Linked DNA regions of Homo sapiens: region 2 is linked to region 1. A link is a contact called in ENCODE Hi-C or POLR2A ChIA-PET data. All regions are on one chromosome and are shown on one strand. The core of a region is the stretch at or near the end of the contact, and the rest is flanking DNA. Distances in the headings are between cores, read along the strand shown. Region 1 overlaps MBNL1 (muscleblind like splicing regulator 1). Region 2 overlaps MBNL1 (muscleblind like splicing regulator 1).

Region 1 (7,288 bases), core at 3,130-5,629:
TCTGTCTCAAATAAAAAAAAAGAAAGAAAGAAAAGAAAAAAGCAGGGCTCATATCTACATCCTCAGGGACTAGCACAGAGCTTGATAAAAAAAGACAGATGCCCAATAAATATCTTCTGAGTAAATAAATTCAACCATACAGAGGCACATTAATGATAAACAAAAAGGAAGGAAAGAAAACTTTTTTGATAATATTACCATAGGAACAATGTTATCAAAACATATTAATCAAAAAAAATTAGGAGAAGCAATTCAAATAATTTATCAGCCGAGCGCAGTGGCTCACGCCTGTAATCCCAGCACTTCGGGAGGCCAAGGCAGGCAGATCATTTGAGGTCAGGAGTTCAAGACCAGCCTGGTCAATATGATGAAACCCCATCTCTACTAAAAATACACACAAAAAAATTAGCTGGGCATGGTGGTGCATGCCTGTAATTCCAGCTACTCGGGAGGCTAAGCCAGGAGAATCACTTGAACCCAGGAGGCAGACGTTGCAGTGAGCCAAGATTGCACCACTGCACTCCAGCCTGGGAGACAATAGTGAAACTCTGTCTCAATAAATAAATAAATAAATAAATAAATAAATAAATAAATAATTTTCCCAAGGGAAAAATTTTTTAGAAAAATTTACTGGCATCCTTGATTATATGTGTAAGCTTATTTAGATCTTATGTTAGAAGAGAATATCTGATTCTGAAAATTGATAAATATCATGCATTTTTTCCCTTTTTCTGATATAAACTATGTTTTGAAGTTGACCATTAGTTACTATGAAAAGATCTTTATGAAAAAAATTCTTGATAATAAACGCAGCAGAAATTATATAATTAAAAGTCACCATTTTTGCAAACTCTAAAAAATATCATGGCTACAAAATGATCAACAATGAGGTGAAATCATTGGATCCAAGTCTGATGGAGAACTTTATAAGGATTGGCCCAGGCCAATCTGATTCACTGATAGATTGCAGCATCATTAAAAGCAGGGATTACTAAAATTATGTCCTCTTGATATGATGAAATAGAAAGTATACAGAACCTTCCAGGAAATGTTCCCCCCAAATAATAATAAATAACATTAAAGTTAAACTCGACTCTAATTTTCAGTTTACAGAAAATAAGGATGATGGAAGAACAAGCTAAATGACACCATAGATGCTAACTGGAAAAACGTACCTATTAAAAAAGGACATTGCTGTGACAATCAGGAAAAGTTGAACATAAAGTGGCTATCAAATGATACAATAAAATTGTCGTCAATTTTCATAGATTTGGAAATGGAGTTATATTTAAAATAAGTTCTTAACTGTCAGAGATACTACTGAAGAAGTATAAGTGACATGATAGGATGTCTGAGACTTCTTTTAACATGCTACAGGGGTAAAAGGAGTGTGAAAGGTAACAAAAAGGGCAAAATGTTGGCTGATGCACATACGGATACATGCATACAAAATGCTGACTGATAGATATATGGAGGGGGTTGTTATATTGTTTCTCTAATATTATGTACATTTAAAAATTGCCATAAATTTTTTAAACTTAACAAACAAAAAAGACAGAAATCACAGGGGAAAAAAAAAAAGAATGAGTTCATATCTGGAAGAGCAATTAAGGATTTTTTTTTTTTTTTAATATTTCTAACCTGAAGTCACAAAACCTGGTTTACAAACAGGGCTTTGCTACTTACAATCTGGCCTAGATAACCTAAATCAATGTATTTGTACATAAATACATAAATGTCCATATCTGTAGCATGAAAATAATTGACTTACCTACTACAAAAATATATAGTATGTAAAAATTAACTATAAACTAAAAAAAATAAAATACAGATATCTTCAATATATTTTGTGTTTACCTTCATGTCACATGTGTATGCATTATCTCTTCAACCAAATAGTAAGGTCTCTATGAGTGAAGTCCATGTTCCATTCCTTTAACCAGCAAACATTCAATGTACACTTCTAGTCAGTCTACTACGTGTCAGGCATTTCTTACTAAGAGGTTAAGAACACAAAGGTGTAAGTCGTAGGCTGTGGAATCAAATGCAGAGATGGAGTAAGATACATAATTATTATGATTCATACTCCAAACTACATAAGCAAAGAGGCAAAACAGTTATGTGGCCAGGTCTAGAGTGAGGAGAAGCTTTCTAGAGGAGGGAATGTATGAGCCATATATAAACATGGAAAAGGTCTGCAAAACTCATGTAGGAAGAAAAAAGAGTCCCAGGCAGAAAGACCAAAAAACAAACAAAAACAAATGAAAAAAAAGCGGGCGGGGGGGGGCGGGTATGTGGCATTACATGGGAACATCAAAAGAAGTCATTTGCCACAGGTCAATGTGGCTAATAACTTGATGTGGGAGGTACTGAGTCTCAGTAGATGACCCACTGTACATGGCAAAATGCTAAGTACTTAGTAAGGGATCAATAAATATCTATTAATTAAAGTACAGAGAGATAACAGGTAGCATTATTTGAGTATTCATTCCAGGTCATTATGTATTCACTGAAATAAATGTGTTTCTTATTCAACCTCACATCAATCCCAAGGTACGTGCTATTATTATCATCCCCGTCTTACAGATAAGGACATTTGGGCACAGAAAAGCTAAGTAACTTTCCCAGTTACTCAGTTGGCAATTGGTATAGTGAGTGATGTTCTTAGGGTTTTAAACAACAAAATATCTGGAAATAAAATTCTACATGGCTATTCCTCATAATAAAAGTATTTTTAAAAAACGAAAAAGAACACTATAAACAGTGAGTGCTGCTAAAGGTTTAATAAGTGGTTGTCTAGGAGAGAACTATGGTTGCCATCTGCCAATTTCCAAAGTGTAAACGCTCTCACCATAGCCAATTTTAAGCTATCAACAAAGACATCATTGAACATGGAATTGGGAAGAGGTCTCGACATAAACCAGTTCCAGCACTCCACTGCCTGTAACCTTCAACAAGCTATACAGGCAGAGTGACTTTAACAGACTAACTACATGACCAGGAAGATAACAAGTAAATCAAAGAAAAGGTGCAAAACTGCTATCTCTCTTGTTTGCAAGACTCTGTATAAGTCATAGTCAATTTATATTTGAAATTAATAAACTCCTAAGGAATATAATGTGTGAAAGGCAATGAAAATGAATAAGTAATTCATAGACATTCCTCAAGGTAACATACATTTTCTATGAATGACAGTTGACATTTATAAAGTATTCTTTATATGTGATTAATGAACTGTGATTAGTAAGTGATTTCCTGCTAAACGATTTCTCCCTCAAGGGGCAACACAAGAGGATTTATTTCCAACTAGAGAAGTTGAAAATGAAAGCACAGCTGAAGGAAATGAAGTTATCTGGGTCAGCAACAGATACTGCAACCGAAAACGGGGATAATTTTTGCATACCCTGTGCTTTCAAACTGCATGTCATATAAAAGGTGTTGAATGAATAGTGATCATAAGAAAGGAGGGAACAAAACCAATCATAGAACTAGATTTTTTCACTAACTATAGTCAATAGCTGTATAACAACGCTTCAGTCAACAAAGGACCCACATATATGATGGTGGTCCCATAAGATTACAATGGAGCTGAAAAATTCCTACCACCCAGTGACATTTGTAGACATCATAACCTCATAGCACAACACAATATCTTTTCTACGTTTGAGTATGTTTTGATACACAAATACATAACATTATGTTACAACTGCCTACAGTATTCAATAGGATAACAGGCTGTATACGTTTGCAGCCTAGGAGCAATAGGCCGTACTATACAGCCTAGATGTGTAGTAGGCTATACCATTTAGGTTTGTGTAAGTATACTCTATGATGTACACACAACAATGAAATACCCTAATGACACACAGAATATATCCCCATTGTTAAGGCATGACGTGTGTGTGTGTGTGCACGCACGTGTGTGTACATATATATTTTTTAAATTATTTACAGTTAGTGACTACAGATATATTTATATAAAAGGGAGTTCAAATTATTCATATTTGTATGTTTACACTATTTCTTTAAAAAAATTCCTTTAGGTTATTTAACAATATTGTTGAATGAATAAGTCTAGTTAAATGAATTTTATATGGGTATAAAAGGGAGTTAGAATTATTACTATATTGATCCTATCACTTTTTTAAGTTCCTTTATCATTTAAAAATAATGTCCAATGAGTAAGTACATTTGGATAAATTTTGAATTAAATATAAAATCTATTTTTTACATAGAATGCAAATGTAATGTTAAAGAGAAGTAACCAGTAATTGCAAAGCAAAAAATGCAAATTCTACACAAGTTTACTTAGGCAGTTAGCAAACTGAAACCAGTATAACCCCATTTTTGGCATGTGGCAAGTCTGTTGCTGACCTGTTACTGAATCTGGCTCCCACAAACCGTCAGTCTATTACTTAACAGTATCCTGGCTTAAATAGACTCAATAAAACAAATGTAATTCACTAGCACTGTCTCATGCTTATTAAATTCATATGCAAAACAAATCCAAAATGTGCCTTGAGCCTTGTTAAGAGTCTATACATGTTGCTTTCTGTTGCTCTTCTTGTCACAGTAGTAGGATGCACAGATCTTTTATTAGGTCAATTTAACTATTGATTTCTACTCTTAGCGCTTAAAAAATGCCAGAAAAATGTTAACTTTTTCAGTCCACTGCTGCAGGGGAGAAAACCTCACAAAATTAGTGATTATAAATGAAAAAAATCAATCAATAAAACTGTCACGTAAAATAACTCATACCAATCTTGTTACATATCAAAACTGACATTTTTTCCCAGCCCAGTTATCAGACTGAGATAATATAGATGTATTTTTTAATCTTTGTGGTATCGTAATTAGAATAATTCAAGTTAAATGATTTTAGTGTTCTATATACAAGGCTAGTTTGCATTTCCGTGACATAGCCTTTCAAAAAGGGAGCTGCGTCAATTTTTAATGAAATGCATGACCTAATTTACAACTGTAATGACTATAATTAGTCTAATAGTTTGTGTTTTTTTAATCTTGGGGATGGGGCAAGGAAAGTTATGGCATGGGTCAGGAGCTATGAACGCTGGTGATGTACCACATTCTATTCCATTTTAAATTTAATACAAATAAAGTAATATTTATTGGAAGGCTACAATGTGTTAGGCTTAAGAAGACTAAGGCACGGCCTTATAAAGCTTCCAGACAGGGAACATGGAGTTAGAAACCTAACAGCAATGGTCTATATTAGGAGTATGACAGAGTTCTAATGTTTTTCTCTTGTCACTGCATTTTTATGCAGTACAAAAATATGGTTAAAAAAACTCTGTTTTCATTATTTTTTAAAATATCTATACTATAATAACATAACCTGGCTTTTAAAACAGTATCTAAAACAAGAATAAACAGTCTCTGTGTTTGGAATAGATTCTCTTAGGAGATTACTGATATGTCCAGATTTAAAAAACAAAGAACAACCATAACAACAACAACAAAACCTCAGGATAAAATAAATACCACTATCTCTTTCAGTTAGTTTGAAAGTAGATCTGAATACATTTTCTTTTGAAATTGACATGCCACTGTGTGCAATGCAAATAGGAAGCAAGATTGGAAATACACAAAGGCAGAATTACTGAGGAAAAAAAAATCCTTTAAAATTTGATGGAGAAAGGGACACCAGGCTTGATCTACTGTCTCTTGAGCATTTTAATAATTTCCCAACTTGCAAGATTAGAAAATTAGACCTGCTTCTCAATTACTAACGAATAAAATGAATGTAGAAGGAAGACCTCTACACTCATCTCTTTTAAATGCTGCATGAACAAGAGGCTCACTGTTCAAGACATTAAGTATTGCTTCATGGCAAGGGGAGATATTCTGTAAAGTTGTATCATTTTTAAGATTATTACCAGGGACTTACCCTCTCGGAAAACTCACCCTATTTGCAGAAAAAGATGACAGAACTAAAATAATGGATTAGCAGAACTTTACTCTCTAAGCAAATGACTTTTATAAAATCTGAAGTTCCCTGAAGAAGGCCAGTAAGTCTCAATGAGTAACATATCACAATGCTCAAGTGGTGATTGTAGCATTTGTTACCAGCTACATAATTACTCTATTCTAACTCTTAATGAGCCTGAAGTACTAAATTTTTAACTCCCCTGATGATCCTCTTCAAAGTGGATAAATGTAGGTTTCTCCTCAATCAAATATTTAATTGTCAGTACTACTGGCACCAACACACAATCTGGAACATTTTTTTACTCTCTAGAACTTTTCAGTTCTTCTAAAAATAGCTTATATCATACAGATCTTAAAATAATTGTTGGAGAGAAAAAATAAGGAGCAAGTTAATAAGTGGCAGAGTCTAGAGACATACTTCTTGGAAGCTTGGATTCTCTTTTCTACTTCAGATTAAAGATTAGAAGCAGAAGTTGCAACACTATAAAGTATTCACAGTTGGAAGACAAAACTTTTTTTCTAAAATTAGAGTATAGAGAAATTTAGGTGTAACAGAGATATAGGAATCCCTTGACAAATACCGTATGTCCTTGTTAGTGCTATTAGTTTGATAATAAAAACAATAATAATTATACTAATAGTCTGGTTCCCAGAATGTTCCTCTCGTAATAAACACCAATACTAATCAAAACTCTTTTCAATATTCTCGGTAGAGTCAAAAAAGATTAAAAAAAAAAAAAAAGAAAGAAAAAACTGATAATGTTTCTATCCTGGCAGTATCATTTCTCCCTATGCAACCTTTGAAAGCTAAATATTCTGTGTTAAGCTGAATAGTTTTCCAACAAAGCACCCTTATGAAAAGAGAGTTAATACTGTCACCAAAATAACTGTGTATTGTGTCACTGCACAGGCCAATTTATCATTCCCCTCTGAGACATGGGCTGTATATACAGCTATCATATCAGGAAGCCTGACTAGGTCCCCATGTGCTGCCTGCACAAGATAACATACAAAACATGGCATGAGTCCAGGGAAAGGCCTGTTCTAGAAATTTACATCAACAGAACATAAATAGTCCATTATAGTGCCTGAGCAATTTAACTGGATGAGTCCTATCACAAATGAAGGATGCTGGACTCCGCAGAGAAACATTTTATGAGTAATTACATGTTGCTGTCCAACAAATGTCCTATTACACAAAAAGAAATTCTCTAAAGTTGAATTTAAAAACACATAAAATCTTCTCACAATTATTGGTCATAGTCTGGAAGAAACATCGCATTCAATTCACTAAACATTTAATGAATGCCAAGGATATTCAAAACACTATATATATAGA
Region 2 (7,288 bases), core at 2,939-5,438, 41 kb after region 1:
AGGCATGGTGGTGCATGCCTGCAGTACAAGCTACTTGGAAGGCTGAGGCAGGAGGATTGTTTGAGCCCGGGAGGCCACAGTAAGATGAGATCATGCCACTGCACTCCAGCCTGGGCAACAGAGGGAGACCCTGTCTCAAAAAAAAAAAAAAAAATTGAAAAAAAAAAAGTTTCCACTGAAGAAGCCAAGCATAGAAATTTACTTTCCCAACAACTTATACATTCTATTATTCAAAAATAGCAAATAATATTTTATATGTTGACATACAATTTATTTTCATCCTAATTACTATTTGTTCCTCACAACTCTAAGAGATGGTTGGTTATATTATTTTGCTCATTTGTGAACAAATAAATTGAGGCGAGGCTTGCATGGTTAAGTGACTGACCCATTAAAATCCCTATGCTAAATAAATGGAAGAACCAGAACTCCAAATCAGCTCTTCTGATTTCAAATGTAAAACTTCATTCACGATACACGATACATGCTAGCAATTTAATACCAAACTTGGTAGAAATGACAATGACTACTAATATATACAACAGAAGCCAAAAGAAGGGAGAGAGATAGGGGGTGAGTGGGATTTATTGGAGGTACCACTACTGCATTGCTTGTGGTTAGCTCAGAGTGAGGTGTGTGTAAGTGAAGGAGAAACCCCTGAATATTGATTCTAGAGAAGATAAGATGGTCTCTTTTACAGAGCTGAGAACGGATGCTATTGCTCTTTTATGTCCATGGGGTAGACACTAAACATTAATAATGTATACCTGGAGACAAGAAAATTCTACACTTCAGATACAAATGTCTTCTCAATTAAGATTGTTAATCAATTTTGAATAGATTATGAAGTTCTAGATACTCCGTAGCTGATTTTGAAAGATTAATTGTCAAGGAAGTGGTCTTTGAGCATGATTTTTTTAAATTTATTCATCAGCCCTCCGAGCAACAGGAGCCTACATTTTCTTCAGAGCTTTTCTTAGAGAAGCTTAAAATATGTCTGCAGAAAACTTCCACGTAGGTAAAATGCAATGCCGCTTTAAAAGTATAAAACTGATGTATGCTGACTATGCACACAGTAAGACTGATCTAGATAAACTGCTAAAACAGTATCTGAAGAGCAATGAAGGAGACAGAATACTGTCTGAAACATTTCAAAGCAATATAGTCAGGCCAATTTTTTATCAGGGTGGTGCAAAAGTAATTTCAGTTTTTGCGATCTTTTTTTAAAACTGCAATTACTTTTGCACCAACCTAATTAACAGCTGATAAAACCATTAAAAATCTGTCAGAAAGAAAGCACTGAGGGTTTGAAATGACATAAAGGATTTTTTTCTTTTACATGTACTAAAGCTGTTCTCTATTAATATTGGTTACTTTTTGGCACAGAGAAATCACAAATATTAAGCTGACTTATAAAAAGAAAACCCAAAGTCAAAACAATTAAAAAAAATTATAATCTTGGTTCTGCTGTCTCAAAATATTTCCTTTGAGAAAAATTACAGGAGTGTGTTTCTCTAATTGTGCTTCTTTTTTTAGGTTTTCTTTCTTTGTTCCCTACTATCCTAGGAAAAGAAATGTTTTCCTTCAAGAAATTCAAATACATTCAACAGTAACTTTATTAAATGAATATATTCATTAACAATATATAATACACATAAAATATGTGTATTGATTATATTAACTGTGTATTGACCACCTTTTATATGTAGCCTAGATATAGCGAGAATACTTGGATCCAGCCTTTAAGAATTTGATGTTTAATTAAAGGTATAAAACTAACACACAAATAACTATATATAAAAAAGGAAGCGAGAAGTACACAGTAGAGGTAACAAGAAAGCTTGGTAAGTTAAAGAGAGAGGTCAAGGTTAGTTTCAAAAGGGATAAGAAATGGAAGGTTGGTCTGGAAGGACAAGTTTCATTTGGTTAGAGACAAAAAGGAGTAGAAATCCAAACTGTAGAAATCCAGACAGTAATGGCAGGGATGTGGGAAAGCACTGCATATCAACACTGGAAGAACTGGTCTGTATGGAACACCTGTATGTAATGGGGCTGGCAGAAGATGACCCTGGAACTTTGGGCTGAAGCCAAATCAGTAAGGGCCTTAAAGGCAGGCTAAAGAATTCAGCCTTCACTTTTTTAGTAATTGGAATTCACCCATTCAAGACTTCACCCAAGGGCAGAGTCAGTATATTTAACTAAACACCCAAAGGGCTAAGAATAAGACAGTGTATGGGATCTGAAGAAATCTTATTAAATAAACTCAGGACTTTTTCACTTCCTAAAGCTTCTGCTTCAGTTGCCAGGAAGCTGAGAGATAAATTTAGTGCTCAATTTCATCATAAGTACTTGTTTCATTTCTTTGCCTTCTAATTGATTAAAAACACCACCACCAACAACAACAACAGTCCTATCTGATGTGCACTTTACTTTTGTAAGCTTGATGGGGTATATATCACACGTAAATAAAATTAAAGTAACATTTGTCTTGATACCAGGGAAAGTTGTAGATGCAACACTTAGGTTTCAGAAGAGAGAAGGTAATTTATAATTTCCCCACCAAGTAAAGCTCATTCCCCAATAAACATTACAATGAAAGATGGCTGCATTGAATTAAAAAACTCAGTTACTGCAGTTGGTGATTGCTCTAAAATCTACAAGCACTGGGTTCAGCAACCTATCTTCCTGCCTGGCTGTCCAGTTTGACCTTCCATGTGAATCTGTGCTCCTATCATGATGCCAAAATGACCTTCTGAAACTTACAAGGCTTCCAAAGCTGCAGATATTTTCAGCTGTATCAGCCCTGGCTGTCACAGCATTCTGCATAGTGAGTGGCAAAACTGGAGCCTCCTGTACTGGCCTGACCTTTTAAACTCACAATATTTTGCTGCTACTCAAAATGAGTTTTCTCTTCCCGTATTATTTTGTGATGCTATTTCTCTTGTTTAATTGTAAAGCATTGATTCTAAGCATAAAATGGCATTTTTCTTTACATGAAAATAAAATCCTTCCTTCGTGCATAGTAAATCTAACATTGGTAGATGCTGTAAAATAAATATTTACTGGCATCTAGATGCTGTAAAATAAATATTTACTGGCATCTATAAATAATTTTTTTTTAATTATTGAAAATCTTGTGGCAACAAAACCTAATAAAATGTCACTATTTCTGCAATGGCCAATTTGAAAATTGAGAGATGTCTAAATTTTATAACTGTTTACTATCTGTTTATGTTTACCATTATGTATTCAATATCTAGCACAGTGCCTAGAATATTAAAAATTCAAATTAATATTAGGTGAATGTAACAGAATCTGCATGTTTAATATATTTCATTTACCACAGTACTATTAAACTGAAATACAGGTGCTTAATTTTCTTGCCAAAAAATTAGTATATTAGCATGGAATCTTTAATCTGAATACACACACACACACATGTCCCTAAGAATTCTTGGTACTTAAAGGTAAAATCATTTTCAAATCCATTGATATCAGGTCACTGACAAGCTGAAAACTGTTATATGAATAAGTTAAAACTTTAAATTTGCATAGGTATATTAGAATACCTTTATTTTGTTTCTAATTAGGGTCTGTGGATACTATATTTTCACAAGCCCATACTTGTATTCAATACAGGGAATCACAAAATGGTATCAATATTTCAGAGCAAATTTGTCAACTAACGCATTAGTTGGAGAATGGATCCCTTAGCTTCATACATTTATTCTATTTCATTTTTAGCTACAACTTGTGTACCACTTCACAATCATTTATGGAATATATATATAGACACATAGGGATATGACACAAAAACATGCACACATACACACATGGACATGCTCTAATTATTAAGGATTTGGGGGAAAGTGAGAAAAGTTTATCGGAAATCTCCAAGTGAATGTAGAGCTATTAAATTTTCAATGATATGTTTGTCTATTTTAATGTTGGCAACAGATTTCTATGTTTTAGTGATGAAAAAATGAATTGAATTACCCTAATATCTTCAATAATGCAGCTGAATAGATTACAAGAGCATTTGAAACTCTTTTGGGGCTCAAGGCACTTCTTAAAAGGTGCCATTCAGCAAAGCCATCCAACAGAGCAATTGACAGAGTGCTATGTCACTCAGAAGCGACATCAGAAACTTCACAGGTGGTAATGATTTTGAGTCTAAAAGTAGATTTTGCTGATCTTGGCGAGTGCTGGGGCAGAGGGTATTAGGTATGAGTAGAACTAATACTGAGCAAACCACACAGGCAGATTAGGCCATTTGATATACCCCTCCTTTCAAAGCTAGTGAAACTTCAAAGTCCATTCCATAGTCTGCTCTTTCATGACCATAATGCTTAAAAAAAACCTCTTCCACATCTTATCTTCTTCACTGAGTCTTTCCAGAATTAACTTGGAGTAGGTCCCAAATCTACATGCAATGAGTATTTGTGTGCCTAATTCATACCATACTGATGGAAATAAACAAGCAGAAAAACAGCAAAACTCCTGGGTTGAGATCTCAGCTCTCACAGTAGTACCTTATCATATGACCCTTGAGCAAATCCCCTAACCTTAATCTTTCCAAGCCTCAATCTTCTCACTTGGGAGCCAGAAAGATAGCAATGCCTAAATCACACAGAATTGTGTAAGAGCTATGGGATCACACATGTAAAATAATAAGTTCCTACGAAGAAAGTAGCTATTTTAATAATTACTAGAATGGCTAAAGCTCGAGTCTTTTGTTGTTTTGCTTTTATTATTTCACTTATGAATGGACCTTTTTCTATAGGCCATAAACTTCAGAAAATCAGAAACCATATTCTTAATTTGTCTTAAAAATTTCAATTAAAATCTTATAGTAAAACTTTATATGTAATGGGCTTTAAACAAATATTTATGAATAAAAATGAATAATAATAAGCAATAAAATCCTGAATTTTCTAAACTAGAATGCAGATTAAATCTTGGAAACAACAACACGTCACAGCTGAATGGGGTCTTATAGAAGAATATGCACAGTTGCACTTTCACCATTTCAAAGTCTGGAAGCTGGCCTACAAAATACAGCTTTATTTCCTGTGCAGAAAGAAAAGCTGGAGGAAAAAGAGAATCATGTGCATATTTAAAATTCTCTGTCATTAATGTTAAATACAACGCACCTCTCTCTGACTGATTTTTCTTTTCTGTTAACATAAACGTTAACCTGAGTGTTTTAACCTGCTTCCAATCAAGAATTTAGCATGAGGAAGATTCAGATGAACCGTATGTGCCCACCTTTCTCCAAAACTGCCAGCATCAGAAATAAATTAATTTCTTCTGTCTAGTCCAGGATGATACTATGCTGGCATCACACTTATTTACCAAATACTTGAACAGAAAAACTAAATGGTGTACATATCAAATCACATCATTTTAATAAATTATGAGTTGATTTTGTCTCTTCTCCAATATATACAAAGTATCTAAAGAGTTAACCTGTCTACCGAATGGTTTTAGGCAAATTCCACACTCTGCCCACAAACAGCTTATTCTTGGCTTCTTTGTGCCCACTTTGTTTTGCCCGTCCATTATTTGTGAATATTTCTATCACTATACTGGAAATTACTTTGAGAACAGGCACATCTTACCTCTTTTTCCTCCAAAGGGTATAGCATGATACATGGCACACTGGCACTGCAATCAATATTTGCTATTAAGGATGCTTTCTTTTGCAGCCAAAAGCAAAGACTTTCATTTTATATAAATAAATTTTTCTCTAAAAACACATAATCACATAATTTTATTTGCCATATGTTCTAAATAGCTCTATGAAGAGAGGAATTTGTTAGCAAAGTGACAGGTCTCCAACAGCACAACTCTACAATTAACAGCTTATCTTTTAAAGTCACAGGCTACATCACATGTAAAGTTACAGAGAGCAGAGACTGATGTATAAATTAGATGATGTAACATAAAAGCATAAAATAATCAAACAACCATGATCTATAAACTTTTGCCCCTATCATTTCTTGGTGAAAATTTTATAGCCTCATACTATTGGTGAGAAAGTACATTATCTTCAAACTTCACAAGCTTCCTCTGAGGGAATCCCAAATGGGTCTACCTACTGCGAAATGCACTGTTACAACATCATGATACTGCAACTCCATACCATATCTACTGAAGATGGGAGGCCTAGTTTGTTTTATTTTTTTTACAAATCCAAGAAACAGAGTATAAGCATTTGTCAAACGATACGCTATTTGTAACCCATCATCAAAGCAAAAAAGATGAAAATACATTTGACAGCCTTTTAAATAAAATTTCTATCTTCTTGACTTATGTCAGTTGTTGTATGGGTGAAGTTTTAAAATTACTATGTCATAAACATGCCACACTCATTCCCAACAGAATCATGGGATGGGGAGGGATGGGGTTGGGGAATGCTGGTTTTGAAGTATGAAAAGACCTGGCTTCTGTTCAGTTCGGCTGATCACCAGCTATGTGGATTTAGGCAAATAAGATAATTTCTCTAAGTCTGTGTCCTCTAAGAGGATGATGATTCCTGACTCACCGGCCCAATTCATTCATTGTCTACTATCACTACCAGGTTGTCTATCTGTTTTTTTCCAAAAACAACATAAGCTAGCAAGGCCTCACATAGAAAAGACGCTGCTCAAATATGGTAGCTTTCATCACTACTTCCACCTTATTCTTACTATGTCACTCCATATTCCGAAAAGAGTGCTTAATCTTTGGGCCTATGACAGATGCCCCCTCTTCCCCACAGCATTCCCTTGCCATTCAGTTCCACAAAAACTTCCTTCTTTGAATTTCCTTCCCTCTTTCAGTTTCCTCCTTTGGTACTAACTTGTATAGTGCCTTGCATTAAGTTTTCAAGTCTTTCTCCTCAACCCAATTGTATGTCAAAGAAGGAAAGACACTATGTAATTATACTTTCGATCTCCCTCTTGTGACCTACTACAATCCTTTGACTTTAAACGTGCTCAGAATATGTTTGTTAACTGATTATTTAGCAAAACACAAAAGATGAATTCATTCCTCTATGACCTGATTGTTAACATGGCAAAGTAATGTTTTAAGGGAAAAGACCTCAGCACTTAGTAAACTTTAATCAACTACAGAGGAATAGGCATAATACTATTCTTCCTAAATTAATTGCTCCCAATAAAATATTTACTTTTAAAATCTCAGTCCTCAAAACTATATCACTCTGAGAAAGTCATTTCCCGTAGGCAATTTTCAGCAAATGTGGTCCCCCAGAAAGCATTATGCAGAATTCTACTTGAGTATA

Evidence for each region. A loop is a pair of places that touch in the nucleus more often than their neighbours do. ChIA-PET counts read pairs that join two places held with the same protein, here RNA polymerase II (POLR2A). Pooled maps may share reads with other maps.
Region 2: a map of natural killer cell shows a loop between it and region 1 (2.2-fold over the local background). The contact joins two enhancer-like sites. A Hi-C loop is called at or near these places in 17 of 168 maps with a recorded cell type or tissue (B cell, CD4-positive, alpha-beta T cell, CD4-positive, alpha-beta memory T cell and 13 more), 6 of 37 single-sample maps with no recorded cell type and 17 of 50 pooled maps. POLR2A ChIA-PET finds 5 or more read pairs at or near these places in 28 of 52 experiments (A549, AG04450, BJ and 22 more).

Annotation. Positions count from the first base shown.
Region 1 is chr3:152,320,087-152,327,374 of GRCh38, reverse strand. The region is part of intron 2 of MBNL1 (muscleblind like splicing regulator 1); the gene reads right to left. Among named protein-coding and RNA genes, the nearest start is that of MBNL1-AS1, 54 kb to the right of the region's middle. RefSeq lists an enhancer at 3,611-3,660. Within about 2 kb of position 4,379, at least 6 of the 41 ENCODE cell types and tissues checked have a DNase peak (open chromatin) inside an H3K27ac peak, as active enhancers do; they include CD8-positive, alpha-beta T cell, GM12878 and natural killer cell, where a contact is called at or near this core.
Region 2 is chr3:152,278,496-152,285,783 of GRCh38, reverse strand. The region is part of intron 1 of MBNL1 (muscleblind like splicing regulator 1); the gene reads right to left. Among named protein-coding and RNA genes, the nearest start is that of MBNL1-AS1, 13 kb to the right of the region's middle. Within about 2 kb of position 4,188, at least 3 of the 41 ENCODE cell types and tissues checked have a DNase peak (open chromatin) inside an H3K27ac peak, as active enhancers do; they include CD8-positive, alpha-beta T cell, GM12878 and natural killer cell, where a contact is called at or near this core.